Linked DNA regions of Mus musculus: region 2 is linked to region 1. Evidence: chromatin loops called from intact Hi-C (ENCODE). Cell type or tissue: heart. All regions are shown on one strand. Links, peaks and the distances in the headings refer to the core of each region. The heading gives the core; the rest is flanking DNA.

The links. Peaks named below come from ENCODE experiments on the same cell type or tissue, not always from the same donor. Only the 100,000 strongest peaks of a DNase experiment are listed, where the experiment ranks them.
Region 2: a loop joins it to region 1, with 3 times the contacts of the local background. A loop is called at or near these places in 3 of 42 quality-filtered maps.

What each region holds. Positions count from the first base shown.
Region 1 is chr1:162,090,348-162,095,728 of GRCm38, reverse strand. All of the region lies in intron 15 of Dnm3 (dynamin 3), which reads left to right. Among named protein-coding and RNA genes, the nearest start is that of 2810442N19Rik, 88 kb to the right of the region's middle. In heart, for the core only: a CTCF peak has its summit at 3,071 (motif pointing right); DNase peaks (open chromatin) are centred at 1,458 and 2,258; H3K27ac peaks cover 649 bases.
Region 2 is chr1:162,035,230-162,040,610 of GRCm38, reverse strand. The region is part of intron 17 of Dnm3 (dynamin 3); the gene reads left to right. Among named protein-coding and RNA genes, the nearest start is that of 2810442N19Rik, 33 kb to the right of the region's middle. In heart, for the core only: no CTCF peak of the experiment used is centred there; DNase peaks (open chromatin) are centred at 590, 1,400 and 2,530; H3K27ac peaks cover 4,382 bases.

The DNA.
Region 1 (5,381 bases), core at 88-5,087:
GGAGGGGAGGAAGGAACAGTGCAGGCCAGATTGTTAACCAATGTTCATGGCCCTAGCCATATTCTATCTATTGTATATTACTGTGTTTATCAAACCTGTATTAAGAAAAGCATACTGTCAAAAAAAATGGCAAAAAATGCATTGAACGCCTTCATTGTATATGTATGCTATTTCATAGAGAAGTTTGTGACAGTTACTCGAATCTCACGTGCAGAAAACCATATTAAAATGTAACATAGAACCAAAAATGCTACACTGTCTAGGAAATACATCTAAGAAATGTTTGAAGAAACTGACTAAAGAGTTGGCTTGGGCACTGAAAGGCTTGGGACACACAGACACAAACACACACACACACACACACTTTCTTGGCTTCCAAAGTTTGTGAGCTATGCTTATGAAGCCATGAATTCTTTCAGCCACAGTCTCACAGTGTAGCCCAGGCTGGCCTCAAACCCACAATCCTCCTGTCTCCATCTCCCATGTACTGATATTATAGATCTTTGGCTGCCATGCCCATCTTAAGTCAAGATTTTTAATAATAAATTAAACCTGTCTTAAATTCAGTAGTAAAGTCTACAGTTTATGAAATTATGCCATGTATGTCTTGTAAACTCTTAAGACTAAAAATTAATAAGCACGTGACAATATGGCCTGACTTTGCTAGAAGCCATGAATTGCCAGTTAGTCAGCTAGACAGCATGACTGACCTTTCAGAATCACAGATACTGGAAGGAATAGTTATGGCTGGTGGCAAAGAGGAAGCTGGGCTCATTCCTTTCTGTGTCAGGCTGTGCAGCCTGCCTAGGACCAACATGGTGCTGTGTGTTAAACTCTAGCGTTATCTGGAGACCTTGGGTCCCAGCAAAATCCCACTCCTAAAAGCATTTATGTTATCAAACACCCCGGAAATTATAAAAAGGAATCTGTTAAGAGATTATTTTGAAACACCGTTCTTAATTGTTTAATAGCTGGTGTCAGATGATTGAAGAGACATGGAAAAGAAATAAGGGAATTAAACTTTATATTTTTTAACAGCCAGGAGCTTTCTTTTGACATGTAAGAACATTTTTTTCACGTCTAATCAAAACATAAGCTCATCCTGCGGTCTTGTTCGCTTCAGCAGAGCACTTAAAAAGCCTTTTACCTAAGGGCTGAGCCTTTCCCTCCCTCGCTTTTCAGCACCCCAACCACTTTCTCAGTTCTTCGAGCTGTGGGACACATAACTTGGTTTCAGAGCAGAGTCATTCAGAAACTCATATCTGCATGATTGCAGCCGAAATAGACTAAACAAAAAAATGCACTCGGTACAAATTGCTGTGGGTTATCTATACAGCTACAGCATGTGGTGAGAACCTGGAAGCTTCCTGGACAGAATTTATGAGCCTTCCAGTAAATCAGGCCAGCTCAGTGTTTCAGACCTGTGTCCAACTCGCCTTGGCTGTCTAGACACGGCCTAGGACGAGGCTTTAGAACCGGGTAGAGACAAAGCTGCCAAAGCCACCAGAAGCCTTTGACCTTCTTCTAATGTTTCAACCAGATAATTATTTTCCCTCTCAAGAATTTGGCTGTCCTTTAAGGGGAAAAAAAATAAGATTTTCCGTGTGAAGAACCCCTGAAAGAAAATACCCTGGAGAAAGGTCAGTGTGGTGGAGCCAAAGCTGGATTCCTCAGAGCCTCACAGAGAATGTGGAAAGTCTGTGTGGACTGTGCGTCTCCTGCCTTCCAACTGGCCAAGGGTTCTCCAGACAACAGTCTCCAGCTTTGCCCACCCCACACCTTTGCATCTCAAAGGAGCCTTGGCTGAGTGTTGGAAAGAGCTCCAAAGGGAAGCCTACTTAGTAAAGTTGGAGAAACAGTAGAGGCTTCATTAGATCCTTTAAAAGCAATGTATTGTTTTATTCTCATTAAATAAACTATCCCCCTTTCTGCCCAGGAGCAAAGGTGTAGCCTTTATAATTTTCCCAGAGTGAACTTTTTTCCTTGGACATGGACAGTATATTTCCTTGAGCTGCATCCCAGCTTCTCTGAAATTCCCCACCCTACTTCTTGTGGCTTATCTTTTTAATGTTTATATTCTGTGTTTTCTATAAAAATCAAGATCTGGTCAAAAATTAAAAAAAAAAAAAACAACCAAAAACCGTACATGATTTTAAACATGACCAAGTCTGCTCCACTGTGTTTTCATCCATTAATGTATTTCTTCACCCATGCAGCTGCTGTAGAGAGGTCATATGCTGAGGGCTGGGGGAGGTTCTGGGTGTACTGGTTAGCTGGCCTGTGATTCAGGGAAAGTCCCACAGCTCTCTCTGAGTCTATTTCCTCATCTATGAAAACAGCTTTTTGACCCAATTTTCAGAGTAGCCTTAGAGATCTAGTGGGATGGCCCCTCTCGTAAGATGGTTAAAGAGAGAGAGACAGAGACAGAGAGACAGAGACAGAGACAGAGAGAGGAGAGGGAGAGGGAGAGAGAGGGAGAGGGAGAGAGAGAGAGAGAGCTTTTTCTTTGGCTTTGCTCCATCAATTGCTGTACCTCAATAGCCAAAAACACCAGAGATGTCTGTCAACTGCTTGTAAAACTCATAAACTGAACTGAATTAAATACATATCAATGACCCCTGCATGCTAGCATGAATAACCTAAAGAAGCCCCTATGGCCTGGCTTACCACTGCATCTGGGAAACAGCAGGTGTTGTGCCCTCTGGAATCTAGACGTCTAGCTGTGTTGTAAAGAAATGAGTCCAAGAGAAAATGTTCCAAATGGGGAAATCCTGACAATAAATATTTCCTCAAGATGAATACAAAGTTCCTCCCCAAAACACTGCTTAAGTGGAAAAATAAAAAACAACAAAACAAAACAAAACAAAACAAAACTCAGAAGTAAAAATAAAGTCAAATGTTTAAAAGACGGCAGCTGTACTTAAATAATCTAGGTCAACAGACACTTAGGCAACTCCGCCAATGCCCTGCAGTGAAGAGGCAGCTTTGAAATACTTCGATAAGTCAGAGGGTTTTTTAATTTTATCGTTTTATTTCATGTGTATGGGCCTACATGGATGCCTGTGTACCATTTGCATGCCTGGCACTGACACAGGCCAGAAGATGGCAGTAGATCCCCCTAAACTGGAGTTACACACAGTTGTGAGCCGCCTCGCGGGTGCTGCAAGTCAACTGGGGTCCTCTGGAAGAGCAGCCCGTGCTCTTAACAGCTGAGCCGTCTCTCCAGCCCCTGAGGGGTGATTGTGTTATTACTGAGCATCAAGTATACAACAATGAACTCAAGATATGCAAACTGGAAGATGATCAATTTTGCCTAGAACTGAGAACTGCTGAAAAAATGTCAAAGCCAGAAAGGCAGTTTATGTCTCCACACAAACAAAGGAAATAGTAAAATAAAGGTTTTTGGGTTTTGTTTTTTTTTTTTTTTTTTTTTTTTAAGCCATGTGTGTCTCAGCATGACAAACCCAAAAGCAAACATACAGCCATGGCAAGAAATAAACATCAGAGAGACATTTTTACTCATAGGTGATGGTTTACAGCTTGGGATGAAAAATGATATCCAATTTACTATTGGGAGTTTTCAACAAATAGGTGTTTTGAAGTAGAAAAAAGTTAGGGAGGAAAAAAAAGAACAAAGAAAAGGAAACGTGAATGTTGGGTAAATGCAAATAAAAGTGCGAGCCCATCGGGTAATATGTAATAGAATGTTGGCATCTGGTTTTTACTGTCAATAACGACTTTAAGACAAAAAGTATCCATAAGGCTAACAAAGAGATGATCAATGTCTTCATTGAAAAGAAATTTTAAGGATTTAATGGAGAGTCACTTAGAAATTCACAGAGCCATTTAAAGGTGGTGTTTAGTACCTCCAGGTGTTACTATCTGTAGAATGCATACACACACTAACTTGTTACAGCTTTGGGTATCACATAATCAAATTATTTATTTCCACACATTTTAAAGGCTTTACTCCTAATGTAAATTATTTTCCCATTTCAATTTCTACTCTTTTGTGAAAATCAGTTGATTTTTTTTTTTATACCCTGAAGTTAATACTGGCCTTTTACACAAAGTGACTCATTTAAGCATAGTGCTGTAGTTTATGTATGTATGTGTATATGTGTGCGTGAGCATGCATGTATGGGGGGGGTCATGTATGTGGGAGCATGTGATTGCCATGGTGTGCATGTGGAGGTCAGAGGATGTTTTTCTGTAGTCGACTCTCTCTTCCTACCATGTGGGTTTGACCTTAGGTCACCAAGCTTGTTAGTAAGTGCCTCTAACCTCTGAGCCGTCTCACTGGCCTGTAGTATATGTTTTGTTGTGGTCTTGGATAGTCTAGTTCTGAATAGATTGAAATAGTGCTTACTATTAGCATGTTATTAATTTCTTTCATACTCTGATATCTCATTGTCAGGTTGCATAAAACATCTGATTTAGATATTTTCTCAGTTTCTTTTGCATTTGGAGCTCTGGACCCTTTCTTCTTTGCTGGGGGCAAATCTTGCACACTTATTTCCTCCATTTCCCAATGTTTGGAATCATGTGTAGTAGCTACTGGGATGATAAAACATCTGTGGAAGTGTGTACCCTTTGTGTCATGTTTGCCTTGGCTGTTTCATTGATCCTTTTAAACTATATGAATGATCTGCTTTGATTTTCCAATCTTTTAGGATTTCCCTATAGACACTGACCGACCCTCCCTCCCTCCAACCCTCCCTCCCTCCCTCCCTCCCTCACTTCATTCCTTCCTTCCTTCCTTCCTTTCCTAAGTAGTAAAAACATCTAGGGCTTTCCAGTCCCCTGCAGCTTTCCCACTGCCCCACTGTGAAGATGGGAAGTATTTCGACATCTTATTACCTTCTCCATAAGTCATATTCTTGCTTCCTTTGGGATATAAGAACCATCCATGATTATATGGCTCATTTGCCTTTTCATCTCATTTTCATTTTCATCTCTGCATTCTCTGAGACAGGATTTCAATGTGCAGCTAGCTTGGAACTCACTCTGTAGACCAGGCTGGCTTAAAACTTGGAGATCCACCTGGCTTTGTCTCCTGAGTGCTGGGATTAAAGTCACATGCCACCATGCCTGGCTTGCACTATTTCCTTTAGAAACTCCTTCTTCTTTCTTCTCTTCTCCCTCTTCTTCCTACCATCATTTGAGAACAAAGAATGTGATTTTTTTTTCAAGTCTGTCCAGTCTAGCACTGTGTATGTGTTGTCACCTGAATGGTAACTGATTTTCTATGTAATGGGAAAATATTCTCAAACATTCTAATTGTTATGTATCCCACCTTCCCTTTTCTCCATCTATGTTGCCCTCCCTCTCCCATATCCCAGGTAAATCTTCCTCCCATCTTTCCCTTTTTCCCCTTCAAA
Region 2 (5,381 bases), core at 168-5,167, 55 kb after region 1:
TAGGGGATAAACCTTGAAGGACGCCATCTTAACCAAATCACCAAAGTCCCTGGTAGTGGTAGGACAGAACACCACACATCTCCTGACACAACCCTGAGAAGGACATATCAAAAATGCAATCATATAACTTGAAATTAGTACTAACTAAATTCCAGCCAAGGCATACTGTACAAAACAGACGATTAGTCCTCTTCCCAAGTGTGAGTGTGGTGAATAGACACCGAGGAATAGCCACAAATTAAACAGGTATAGTATGGGCACTCATACAGGCTCCTGAGTGAAGGCCAGTCAGGACATCAGTTTCCTGAGCATGACCCGGGTGGAGGAGTTCTGCAAGGTGCTTACATTTGAAAAGATGCACAGAAACTCTGTGTTGAGTTTGGAGACCATCAATGGGGCTGAAGTACTCCAAAACGTATGTTTGCTCGCTTGATTGCTTGTTTACAAATCAAGGTTACCACAATTTCCCACAGCCTCTCCATCATCCCTGTCAGGAAGGCCAGTTGTTGACTCACTGCCTCTCCAGATCTGTCCAGAGACCTCAGCACATGGCTTCGGTACATAGCCAAGTCAAGGCTTCAGAGGAAGGAAACCGTTGAGTTTCAATCTGAAACACAAGGTTCCTACTGTGTTGAACGAGTGGGGCAGAGGCTATTAAAAGGCCATCGTTCCCCCGCTCCCACTCCTCCCTCAGTGCTCTGCCCACATCCCAGACTGCTTTTAATCTTACTGGGAGGGTACCTAGGGAGAAAGAAAGAAAAAAAAATAATAATGAATTGCTGTGTTCCTTGGCACATGAATAACAGTTCCTTTCCAGGGATCCAGGAATACAAATGAGGGGTTTTAAATCTTGCTAACTTGTGTGTGTGTGTGTGCATGTGTGTGTGCGTGTGTGTGTGTGTGTGTGTGTGTGTGTGTGTGTGTGTGTGTGTGTGTGGTGTCTCCTCAGGAAAAAGTCTCTTACGAAAACCAGGATAACTAAAGTTATTTTGACATGTGACATAGTATTCTTCCCACAGATCATTCTGCCAGACCAGAGATTCCCCTGCCTAGGCCTCGTGAGTGCTGAGAGTAAAGGCGATTCCACTTTTTATCTGTTGCCTTTTCCCACCCCCTTACCCACCATCCATCCTGCTAAGGGGAGGATGTAGATAGGGTACCACTTGAATCAGGAGGCTACACTAAGTACCACATTCAGAGAGTCCTAGCAGAGGTGATTCATTTCTTCATTGGCACCAATCACAGAGAGAGAAGGGGACCCTCAGAAGTGAAAGTGGGACATTTCCTTGAGCCAGACCCGTGTCAGCCAGTGGCTCATATGAACAGCTCTGCCAGTTGTAAATTCTTGAACTCCAACGTTTGCATGAGTAGTTATTCGCTGCTCAGAGTCCCAGAGAGCCACACCCTGGGGCTGGCGCCTAACCACCATCCTAACTCTCTGCCGAGCCACTTTAAAAAGCATGTGAATACTACCCTGTTGGAGCTAGTGTTTCTGTCTCAGGACCGAGTTCCATGTACAATGTATTTCATTGAGCTCCCGTGCCACACTGCAGCATGTACCATGTTAAGGGGATAAATGTATGGATTGCAGAGTAAAAGGGCTAGTAAAGCAGGAAGCGGTCAAACTGTCAACTGCCACTTTAGAAGGAAGATACCAACTTTTAAAAATCTATTAACACAAAAGAAATGATTATTCCTGAATGAAATGTTTTAGGGGCCAGTGAGAAGGGGGGGAGGGGGAAAGAGCCAAGATGATTGTTTTGTTTTGTTTCATTTTGTTTCATTTGGTTTTGTTTGTTCACAGCTGGGGGAATGAGGAAATGCTTTTTGTAGTAAACTCTGGAAAAAGGAGCTTGACTGGCAAGACGCATTCAGCACGGTCCAAGCTATCTCACAGGATGTGACTGGGTTTAGCGTTGTAAGACAGCTCTGTAGTTTTATTCTGGCCAAATGTCTGTATGATTCTCAGGCAGTTCCCTCCCCTGTCACCTTCCAGCCTTGCTTCTAACAGGGAGTCTCTCTCACTTTGATTCACGGTTTCTCACAAGCAGCTCCAGACTGCCTTTATAAGATAACACAAGTCTTGGGAGTGAGAACGGAGTTGAACCATCTGCAGTTCTTTCTTTGCTATAAAAATAAATAAATAAATAAATAAATAAATAAATAAATAAATAAGAATTTCCACACTCATATCCTTGTTGGGTCCCTCATCCCAACCCAACCCCAACACATACTGCGGAAATGGTGAAAGAGACCCCAGACAGAGCAGTGGGGGTCGAACTCAGGGCGCATGATTCACTGCCTACTGCTTTCATCCACAGTCAATTTTCTAGACAAGCCTGGCCTCCTGTCACTCCCATTAATCACGGGGCCCAAGCAGAGTCCAGCAGGGTGCCCCTTGTACGGCTCAGACAGGGTCTGGGGCATCACAAGATTCCCATTAAAAGCGAGATAGGGGTCTTGACTTCTCATTCATTCCCACAATGCACTTCATCAGCATCCCGCTACACACTCCTCCTGTGAGCAACTGGCGCTGCTGGGTGTTGATGTTGGTTTTGGCTTGCTTCCTCCTAGAGCAGCCAGCCGTTGTGTAAGCAAGTCTGTCTGAATCGCTCTGGGGCTAACTGCCTTCTTAGAAGTCCTCCTGCTGCTCATTATTTAGCCAGCAAGCCATTACTATTATTAGCTTTGAATTCTTCCTTCTCCACTTTCTGTTCACTAAAATACTGAAGTGTGGACAATCATCGCCCAACCAATTGTTAAATGCCTCTCCCTGCCCCCCCCACCTTTTCTATTATTTGGGTTGACATTCAAAACAAGTACAAAACTCAGGAACTTTAAAGAGGGGTTTGGGATGGAGAGTCAGTAACTAGATTCCTTCTCGTGCTCTTTCAGTAACTTCTAGTGTACGTGCCATCTTCATTTTGTATGCACCATACAGTCTATTCAGAAAAATTTAAAGAGAAAATAAAAAAAGAACAGCATTAGGTAGTTCTTGGCAGTCAGTCAAAGACAGCATTGCAGGGAAGGTATTTAAGTCTTTTAAGTGAAGCTATTTGTATATCAGCAACTGCATTTTTCATGACCAGGGAGAGCTATTTGCACAGTCTTTCACGGAAATATTTCTAGACAGTTTCTGTGGCTTTCCTCCCTGAGCTCATGTATTTGCTTCTGCTTCAGAACAGGACAATTTAATGAGCAGTTTTACAGCCCAACCTGCACCCTGCACACTCTACGGGGCTACATGCCTGCCGCATATAACCTTTGCCCTATTTGCCATTAAAGAACAAGACTTTCCTATAACCAACTTTATACTATGATGGGGGTGGGGCACGCAACTGATACTTCAGTCCACCCTACAGCCCATAGACATCAATGTTTTAAAAACTTTATACTTAAAAAAAAATAGGGTACATATTAGCATTACCATAGTCAGCCCCCTTCTTTTGTAAGGTGTTTATGTCATCTTTCATCCTTTGACCTAGAGCAAAAGGACCACGTGCTTCAGAGCAAATAACTCATTTGGCCTCATTTCTAGTCCAGGGAGGCATGTTCAAAGATAAACCCCAAATTATTTCAGAAATAAAAACAACAACAAAAATAAAAAATAAGAGACATCATTTTCTGTCTCCAGTCTTACTAATGATTGTCAGCCCTGGAAAATCCTCTTTGTTTTCGTTTTAAGACATAGGGTTCTGCATATTCTCAAATGAAATAAGTATCTAATTGTAAACAAAAAAAATACCTAAATTTGCCTTATTTTCCCCATGGGTTCTGCTTTTGGTGTTCTGTTGTTTTTCTTGCTATCTGCTAAACATTTGAGCTCTCCCTTTCTTTTGAGCTGTGGAGCCCCAAACAGGAAGCAGGGACCCCTGGCCGGGTCTGGGCAGGAGAACAACCAAGCCATTGTGCAGAGGAACACCACCTCCCTCCTGGCCCTGCAATGCCGGCCTCTGCCCGCCTGTTTTAACTACGCTATGGATTTAAGGTAGTCTGCAGTACCTCAGACACCTGGCTCGCTTTCTGCCCTACTTACTTCAGCCAATCTGTCCTCATCTCATAATTCTGTTTACTTTCTCTTCTTAAGGACAAGGAGGGTACTCTTTAAAACAGAGTGAAGTAAGTTCAGGGCAAATGAAAGGAAATGTACTTCATACAGGCAGGTTATAAACTTGCGGAACTCATTAGTTTCAAAAGGTGGGACTGGCAGGAAGCGTAAAGGAATTCAAAAACATTTTAGCCAGATTTATGAAAAAGAGCCATAAATGGCTACTAAGAATACCAGGGCTGTGACCAGCTTTTACAACTGAAATCCCACAGCTGCCTCAGCCCTCCCATGGCCATCTCTGGAGATCTACTGGAATGGCTGAACTCCCATGCAGCCCAAAGTGGGGTTTCCTAAGCACCCTGTGTCTTCTTAGTACTTGTTCTCAGTCTCACTGGATCTTAGAGAGATGAACACCCTACACACCAAACACGTACACACACACACACACACACACACACACACACACTGTTCTGAAGAAGGCAACTTTCTTTTTAGAGGAAAGCTTGGTGAATTTTCCTTCTCTGTTCAGTCATCTACCTACCACAGTGCCAGGCTGACTGTCTGGGAACGGTGACGCCTGCACAGTGGAAACTAGCTGAGATCACACTTGGATCTTAAACCATACATACTAACTTTCTTATGTTAACTCAGACCCTTCTTTGTCCTGGGGATTTTTTTTTTCCTCTTTGGCCCAAGATCATAAAAAGCCATTTTTATTCCACCCTATACAACCTCTCCAGTAGAACCTCCCGTCACTTAAACTCTTCCCAGGCTGTCTCCTTACTGCCGGGGTTCTCAAACTGGAACACTTTTTAAAACTGCAGATGCTCCAAGTTTCCTCCAGGCCAGTTAGCACAGCCTCTGTCCATAGAGCTCCAGGATCCTGTTTTCTTCAAAATCGTCTGGGTGATTCTCCCCAAAGGAAAGTTGAGGTCCTAGTCTGACAGGTTGTGGCCAAGGTATGACGCAAAGATCACACCATGCAACAGATATCACGCAAAAGATTCTTACGGACCCATTCCAAATTCGTGCCTGAAGAACATTCACTGGCTTCTGTAGATATATTCTGTATATATATTCTGTAGGCCTAAATTCTATATTCTGTGACCTGCTCCATATAGGACCTTCAATCATATCAGTTGCTTAGTTCCCTTCCAAGAAGGCATGGCACCTACTAGGAAGAATTGAAGCCAAGCAGAAGAATAGTATCAGATAGCTTATAACCACTTCCACTGCACATTCGTTTTCTTTTCTCAGCCCTCTCACGTGAGATTCACACATGTTGTACAGGTACCACTAAGCAGCTCCTGTGTTGTGTTTTGATTTGTTTTTA